Regions from separate parts of the Homo sapiens genome. Here region 1 is linked to region 2. A link is an interaction called in ENCODE POLR2A ChIA-PET data of the cell type or tissue named here. Cell type or tissue: IMR-90. All regions are shown on one strand. Each heading gives the region's core, and the rest is flanking DNA. Links, peaks and the distances in the headings are about the cores only. Region 1 has its middle 17 kb from the start of LSM14A. Region 2 has its middle 5.7 kb from the start of GARRE1.

Region 1 (4,390 bases), core at 183-4,182, 93 kb before region 2:
TTTGAAACAGGTGACTGAGTAAAGATTACTCTCACCCATGTGGGTGGGCATCATCCAATCTATTGAGACCCTGAATAGAACAAAAAGACAAGAGGCCAGGCATAGTGGTTCACATCTGTAATCCCAGCATTTTGGGAGGCCAAGGCAGGAGGATTGCTTGAGGCCAGGTGTTCAAGACCAGTCTGGGCAACAGAGTGAGATCTTGTCTCTACAAAAAATTTAAAAATTAGTGTGGCGTGGTGGTGAGATGGGATTTGTTCCCTTGACCTTCACCCCCTTCATGGGCGAGAACTGGAGTGGCTCATTTCGCTCAGCCTGCCGCTGGCCACTCCTTGCAAGAGGGAGCGTGTGAGCAAGCGAGTGTGGGAACCAGAGGGAACAAACGCTAGAACCAAGTTCTGGCGGGAGCAGGCTCTGTATGGGCCTCACAGCAGCATCCAAGCCCCTGCCCTTTTCGCACCCAGGTTCTTGTCCGGCATCCAGGAAGGATCAGGTTGCATGAACGGATTGAAGGGTAGCATATGTGGGGTATCTTACTGGGTGATGGAAGTGGCTCTCAGAGGGATGGGAATTGGAAAGGGGATGGTGCGGGAAGAAGGTGATCTTCCCCTGAAGCCACACCATCTGAAGTTAGCTGTGTCTTGCAGAGATCCAGCCACTGCACTCCAGCCTGGGCAACAGAGCGAGTCTCCGTCTCAAAAAAAATAAAATAAAATAAATAATTTCAACAGAATTATTAAAGATGTTAAATAGCCAGGTGCAGCGATTCATGCCAGTAATCCCAGCACTTTGGAAGGCTGAGACAGCAGGATTATTTGAGGTCAGGAGTTCAAGACCAACACAGAAAGACCCTGTCTCTAACAACAACAAAAAAAAATTTAGCCAGGCTCATGTTGGTGTGTACTTGTAGCCCCAGCTACTCTGAAGGCTGAGGCAGGAGGATCACTTGAGATCAGAATTTGAGGCCACAGTGAGTTATGACTGCACTACTGTACTCCAGCTCAGGTGATAGACAGCAAGACCCTGTCATTAAATTAAAAAAAAAAAAAAAAAGATGTAAAGTAGAGGGTGGACCCAAAGGACAAATACTGTAGGACCAATACCACTTATATGAGGTTCCCAGAGGGGTCAGATTCACAGCCACAGTAGGCAAGATGGTGGTTTCCAGGGGCTGGGGGAAAGGGGAATGAAGAGTTATTGTTTAAATTGGTACTGAATTTTATTTGTGTGTTTGTGGCTTTGTTTTTTGTTTTTGCTTTGTTTTTGTTTTGTTTTGTTTTGTTTTGAGATAGAGTCTTTGTCACCCAGGCTGGAGTGCGGTGGCATCATCTTGGCTCACTGCAACCTCTGCCTCCCAGATTCAAGTGATTCTTGTGCCTTGGCTGCCCCAGTAGCTGGGATTACAGGTGTGCACCATCGTGCCAGGCTAATTTTTGTATTTTTAGTAGAGACAGCATTTCACCATGTTGCCCAGACTGATCTCGAACTCCTGAGCTCAAGCGATCCACCCGCCTCAGCCTCCCAAAGTGCTGGCCGTGCCTGACTGGGGATAGAATTTTAGTTTGGGGAGATAGAAAAGTTCTGGAGACAGATGGTAGTCATGGTTGCACAATAATGTGAATGTATTTAATGCCACTGAACTGTACACAGAGAAGTGGTTAAAATGGTGATGTTTATGTTATGTGTATTTTATCATACGCACACAAAAATAAAGGGTAGCAGTAATGGACGAAGTGAAGCAGAGGCTGACGGGGACTGGAATGGCCATGGAGGGGAGGTGGAGAGGGGAATAGCAGCCAAGCAGGGAGCAACCCATACTTTGGGACCACCAAGTGGCTCATGCCCCATAAATTCCCAGTAGAGCAAAGGGTAGAAGTAAGACATGGAGTGGAATCTTCCTACACCCTGACCCTCACCCATCTCACACAGCAGCCATGTAGTAGCTTGACATGCACCCGCCCCAGAAAAGTTGCAGGGGTTCTTCTGTTAAAAAAAAAAAAAGAGGCTGGGTGCGGTGGCTCACACCTGTAATCCCAGCACTTTGGGAGGCCGAGGTGGGCAGATCACTTGAGGTCAGGAGTTTGAGACCAGCCTGGCCAACATGGTGAAACCCCGTCTCTACTAAAAATACAAAAATTAGCCAGGCGTGGTGGTGCACACCTGTAATCCCAGCTACTCAGGAGGCTGAGGCAGGAGAACTGCTTGAACCAGGGAGGTGGATGTTGCAGTGAGCCATAATCGCACCACTACACTGCAGCCTGGGCAACACAGCAACACTCTGTCTGAAAAAAAAAAAAAGCAAATGTCTTAAAACACCCACAATCTGTCATTGGAGGTTCACCAATGTCTAGAGAATGGCTTCCTTCCTGATCACCCTAAGTGAAGTCCTCCAGTGAATGAGTCCACTAAAAATACAGAGGCCCTCAACAAATGATTTATGACATCGTTCTCACATACATTCCAATATGGTGACTTTGATGAAAGTCTCCAACATGCAAGACTCACACTAAGATATGCAAGCAAAAAGCAGGACGAGGAGGCAGGGACATCTTCATGCTATGTAACTGTCAGCACAGCCAAACCCACGCATAGTCAGAACCAGTAGCACATGTGCATAACGGGCCCACCCTACCATGCACACAGCCTGGACAGCAGGCCTGCGTGGAGCAAACAAAGATAACTCAGGAATAGAAAAGAACTTTAAAATATCTCTATGTACTTGGCCTGTGAGCTAAATCTGCATTTATCATAGCTGGAAATCAATAGACAATCTCCAAAATGGATGAATCAAGAACTGGTGATAATGGGATACTACTCAGCCATTAAAAAAAAAGAAATTGTGTCACTTCACATGCAACCCCAGCACTTTGGGAGGCCAAGATGGGAGGATTGCTTGAGGCCAGGAGTTTGAGACCAGCCTGGACAGGAGAGGGAGACCTCTGTCTCTAAAAAAAGAAAAAGACATCATGTCTTTTGCAGCAACATGGATGGAACTGGAGGCCATTATCTTAAATGAAACAGCTCAGAAACAGAAAGAAAAATGCTGCATGTTCTCACTTGCAAGTGGGAGCCAAATAATGTGTACACATGGACATAAGTGTGGACTGATAGACACTGGAGACTAGGAAAGGTGGGAGGCTGGGAGGAGAGTGGATGATGAGAAATGAACAGGTACAGGTTGGGGGCAGTGGCTCATGCCTATAATCCCAGCACTTTGAGAGGCCTAGTTGGGTGGCTCTCTTGAGCCCAGGAGTTCAAGACTAGCCTGGGCAACAGGGCAAAACCCTGTTTCCACAAAAAATACAAAAATTAGCTGGGTATGGTGGTGCATGCCTGTAGTCCCAGCTACTTAGGAGGCTGAGGTGGGAGGATTCCTTGAGTCCAGGAATTCCAGGCTACAGTGAGCAGAGATCATGCCACTGCACTCTAGCCTGGGCCACAGAGTGACAGCCTGTCTCAAAAAAAATAATAAAAACAAAAAATAACAGGCAAAATGTACTTTATTCAGATGATGGGTACACTAAAAGCCCTGACTTCACCATTATTCAATAGATCCATGTAACAACACTGCACTTGTACCCCTAAAATTAACACAAATTTAAAATAGGACCAGGTGCAGTGGTTCAGGCCTGTAATCCCAGCACTATAGGAGACAGAAGTGGGTGGATCACTTAAGGTCAGGAGTTCAAGACCAGCCTAAGCAACATGGTGAAAGCCTATCTCTACTAAAAATACAAAAATTAGCCAGGCAAGGTGGTGCATGCCTGTAATCCCAGCTACTCGGGAGGCTGAGGCACAAGAATTACTTGAACCCAGGAGGTAGAGGTTGCAGTGAGCCTAGATGGGTGACAGCGAGATCCATCTCAAAAAAATAAAATAAAATAACTAGTGATGTAACCCTATTATTTCCATGCAACAATAACCACCAGGAGAAACAGCTGAAGGAACTAAATATGGTTGCCTCCATAGGACCACGGCTGGGGAGAGAGAGGCCGGAATGATCTCCATGCATCATAAACCCTCCTGCATAATTTGATTGTTTAACCTTATGCATGTATTAGTGATACTTTGATTTTTAAAAAAATTGTTCCAAAGAAAATGACTAGAAGGTTTTTTCTCCTACAGCACTGTTTCATTCTGGAATCTTCCAATTAAGCTTTTGGCTAAACACATAAATATGATAATGATGATTATTCAGGAATCAGAAGGTTTGTAAAAACATTGTACCATTAGAGTAATCAAGCTCTGCTCTAACACATCTTGGCTTTTTGGGATAATTAGACCACACTGGAGGCCCAGATGGGGTGAATGAGAAAGCCATGGGTATCTGCCACAGAGTAACAAGAAAACCGTACACAAACCTACTCAGCTGGTAGTTTGAAATCTGCAT
Region 2 (4,390 bases), core at 250-4,249:
TTTTTTTTTTTTTTTTGAGACAGAGTCTCACTCTTTCCCCCAGGCTGGAGTGCAATGGCGTGATCTTGACTCACTGCAACCTCCACCTCCCCGGTTCAAGCGATTCTCCTGCTTCAGCCTCCCAAGTAGCTGGGATGACAGGCACCTGCCACCACTCCCAGCTAATTTTTGTATTTTTAATAGAGATGGGGTTTCACCATGTTGGCCAGGCTGGTCTCCAACTCCTGACCTCAGGTGATCCGCCCGCCTCAGCTTCCCAAAGTGCTGGGATTACAGGCGTGAGCCACCAGGCCGGGCCTTCTTTTTTTTTTTTTTTTTTTTTTGAGATGGAATCTCCCTCTGTTGCCCAGGCTGGAGTGCAATGGCGTGATCTCGGCTCACTACAACCTCCACCTCCCAGCTTCAACCTCTTCTCCTGCCTTAGCCTCCCAAGTAGCTGCGATTACAGGCATGTACCACCATGCCTGGCAAATTTTTGTATTTTTAGTAGAGATGGGGTTTCACCATGTTGGTCAGGCTTGTCTTGAACTCCCGACCTCAGGTGATCCGCCTGCCTCAGCCTCCCAAAGTGCTGGGATTACAGGCGTCAGCCACCATGCCCGGCCTAGGGTGCATTTCTTTGGCATCTCTCACAAATGTGGGTCTCGTTCATCCCAGCTCTTGGGTCACAGAGGAGCTCCTGAAGCCTCCTTCCACTCATTTGTCATAGGCACCAACCTCAGAGACGCTCATGTTTTTCACGGGACCCGGCTCTAACTCTGCCTCTATCCAGATGCACAGGGGGCCAGATGCATTCCGGAGTGACCCCTGTTTCCTGGTCTTGACCTTCTTGGCCTCCTAAACAGCAAATTACAGGTATAGGTCTGGTGGTCTCTAAGGCACCATCTCATGCCTGTGTGGATGCTGAGGGTCCAGTTCACAGACCTTTCTGCAGAGCTGGAAGGCCGTAGCTACCATTCCTGAAGATGAGGGCCTGGCCTCCATCTTTAGACCTGTGGGCTCCATCCCTTTTTCTCTTTTCTCTTCCCTTCTCTTTTTTCTCTTCTTTTCCTTCTTTTCTTTTCTTTCTCTTTTCTTTTCTTCTTTTTTTTTTTTGAGACAAGGTCTGACTCTATTGCCCAGGCTGTAGTGCGCAGTGGCGCAATCTCAGCTCACTGCAACCTCTCACTCCTGGGCTCAAGCGATCCTCCCACCTCAGCCTCCCAAGTAGCTGGGACTACAGGTACATGCCACCATGCCAGGCTAATTTTTGTTATTTATTATTATTATTATTTTTTGACACGGAGTCTTGCTCTGTTGCCCAGGCTGGAGTGCAATGGTGCGATCTTGGCTCACTGCAACCTCTGCCTCCTGGGTTCAAGCGATTCTCCTGCCTCAGCCTCCCAAGTAGCTGGGACTACAGGCATGAGCCACCATGCCCAGCTAATTTTTTTGTATTTTTAATAGAGACAGGGTTTCACCATGTTGGCCAGGCTGGTCTCAAACTCCTGACAATTGTGATCTGCCCACCTCAGCCTCCCAGAGTGCTGGGATTACAGGCATGAGCCACCGCACCTGGCCTAATTTTTGTGTTTTTTGTAGAGACAGGGTTTTACCATGTTGCCCAGGCTGGTCTTGAACTAGTGAGCTCAAACAATCCTCCCACCTCGGCCTCCCAAAGTGCTGGGATTATAGGCGTGAGCCACAGCATCTGGCCTCCATCTTTTTTTCTCAACACTTTGGTGCAAGGAACTTGAAATAAAGAGGTGGCATGACATGACGAGTGCCTCAAACCTGTGTAGTGGGTACATTTTTTTCCCTCCTTCTCCATATGTATGTGTATTTGATGAATTAAAATAAATAATTTGAACCTGCAGGGCATGGGTATAATATCTGCAGATGGACTCACAAAACAGAAGGTGATATGTCCACAATACAAAATGCTCTCAGGTAAGCTTGAGAGGTTCAAGGCCATCTGGTCCCCAAAGCACCACAAAGGCCACCAAAAGGGCCCCAAGGTTGACAATGTTCACACTGATCTCAGAACTGCATATATAGCTGAGTGGTTCTCCATGACTCCTGGCCCACGGAAGGGGCCAAAATGGTGTGAGCATAAGCGGTTTCTGGCACATTACTCTGGGGCCATGAGGTTCGGGGTAAAGTGAGCCGCAGCTTTTACATGTTAGTTTCAGTGGGAATGTCTGAAAGAAGAGCCTTCAGGAAAGGGGTTTTCATAGTCAAGTGCTCCTGGTGGTAGAGTGGGCAATGGGGTTGTTTGCAGAGAGTCACTTTTTTTTTTTTTTGAGACAGGATCTCACTCTGTTCCCCAGCAGGAGTGCAGTGGCACAATCATAGCTCACAGCAGCCTTGAACTGCCGGGCTCAAGTCATCCTCCTCCCTCAGCCTCCCCAGTAACTGGGACTACAAGTGGGCGCCACCATGCCCAGCTAATTTTTGAAATTTTTTGTAGAGCTGGAGTCTCACTTTGTTGCCCAGGTTGGTCTTCAACTCCTAGCCTCAAGTGATCCTCTCACCTCAGCCTCCCAAAGTGCTGGAATTACAAGTGTGAGTCACCGCACTCCCCTGGGAGCAAATTTTAGCTTTCCTGGTCTCCCTTGTGCAGGATGTGAAAGCTGTGAGATAGGCTGTAAGCCCCAGGAAGGGTAGCTGCATTCCAGAGTCTGCAGGATTTGGGAACAGGCGTGGACATGGCTGGCCAGACACACGTGGGCAGGTGTGTCAGAGTCTGCCCCATGGGGAAAGGGCCAATTTAACATCTCATTTGTGACTGGTTGCGGTGGCTCACGCCTGTAATCTCACCACTTTGAGAGACCGGGCTGGCAGACCACTTGAGCTCAGGAGTTCAAGACTAGCCTTGGCAACATGGCGAAATCCTGTCTCTACAAAAAATACAAAAACTAGCCTGGCGTGGTGGTGCATGCCCATAGTCCCAGCTACTTTGGAGGCCGAGGTGAGAGGATGGCTTGAGCTCAGGAGGTGGAGGTTGCAGTGAGCCAAGATCATGCTACTGTACTCCAGTCTGGGTGACAGAGCCAGACCCTGTCTCAAACCAACCAACCAACCCATCTGGTGTTTACCAAGTGCATCCAGGTATGGTCACTGATGGATTCTATGGCAAGGTCCAGTGGCCCCTGGGGCCTGTAGCAAGAGCTAGGAGGACCTCTGAATAACAGATGGGCTTATCTGAGACTGTAGGAGCTACAACTGGCACACTCAAAAGCCAGCCGCTGGCCAGCACTTTGGGAGGCTGAGGTGGGAGGATCACTCTTGAGCCCAGGAGTTCAAAACCAGCCTAGGCAACATGGTAAGGGGCCGTCTCCACCAAACAAACAAACGACAAAACTTGCCACCATCATTCCTAGCTCCTTTTCCAGCCTACAAAAGCAAGAGGACACTAGCACCCAGGCACACTTCCTCCAAGCCAGCTGTCCTCTTCCCTCTTACAACTCTCCTCCTGTGGCTCGGGTCCTACAGCCCAGCCCCTCATCTCAGGAACACTCTTGCCCTACTCTCCGTTACTCAACCTTCTGAAGAATCATTGCTCCACCTTCTTCCCTTTCACCTAAAAGCTACTGGACAAGTCCCTTAGTAGAAAGGAGATGTCTACAGGCCAGCACGATGGCTCACGCCTGTAATCCCTGCACTTTGGGAAGCTGAGCAGGGCAGATCACCTGAGGTCAGGAGTTCGAGACCAGCCTTGCCAACATGATGAAACCCCGTCTCTACTAAAAATACAAAAATTAGCTGGGCGTGGTGGCGGGTGCCTGTAATCCCAGACACCCAGGGGCTGAGGCAGGAGAATCGCTTGAACCTGGTAGGAGGAGGTTGCAATGGGCCGAGATTGCACCACTGCACTCCAGCCTGGGTGACAGAGTGAGATTCCATCTCAAAAATTGATAAACAAATAAAATAAAGAAAGATGTCTATAGTTGTCAACCTGCAGTGAATCCTCAGTACTACTGGGAAATTCTACCATGTTTCTTTTGTCCACTCACCTTTGTGCTTCCAGACCTTTCCCACTCCCCTCACTCTTTGCTGCAGTCTAAGGTAAACCTACCACCAAGCATTTTATTTATGGATTTATGTATTTTGAGACAGAGTCTCGCTCTGTCACCCAGGCTGGAGTGCAGTGGTGCAATCATGGCTCACTGCAACTTTGAACTCCCTGGGCTCAAGTGATCCTCTCACTCCAGCTTCCTAAGTAGCTGGGACTACAGGTGTATGCCAATGTGCCTAGTTAATTTTTGTATTTTTTGTAGAGACAGGGTTTCACTATGTTGCCCAGGCTGATCTCAAACTCCTAGGCTCAAGCAATGAGCCCACCTTGGCCTTCCAAAGTGTTGGGATTACTACTGTGAGCCACCAGGCCCGATCCCACCAAGCATTTTAG

Evidence for each region. Peaks named below come from ENCODE experiments on the same cell type or tissue, not always from the same donor. Only the 100,000 strongest peaks of a DNase experiment are listed, where the experiment ranks them.
Region 1: POLR2A ChIA-PET joins it to region 2 with 5 read pairs; 3 of 35 experiments call an interaction of 5 or more read pairs at or near these places.

Annotation. Positions count from the first base shown.
Region 1 is chr19:34,153,378-34,157,767 of GRCh38, forward strand. No RefSeq gene overlaps it. Among named protein-coding and RNA genes, the nearest start is that of LSM14A, 17 kb to the right of the region's middle. In IMR-90, for the core only: no CTCF peak of the experiment used is centred there; a DNase peak (open chromatin) is centred at 2,464.
Region 2 is chr19:34,246,643-34,251,032 of GRCh38, forward strand. No RefSeq gene overlaps it. Among named protein-coding and RNA genes, the nearest start is that of GARRE1, 5.7 kb to the right of the region's middle. In IMR-90, for the core only: no CTCF peak of the experiment used is centred there; no DNase peak of the experiment used is centred there.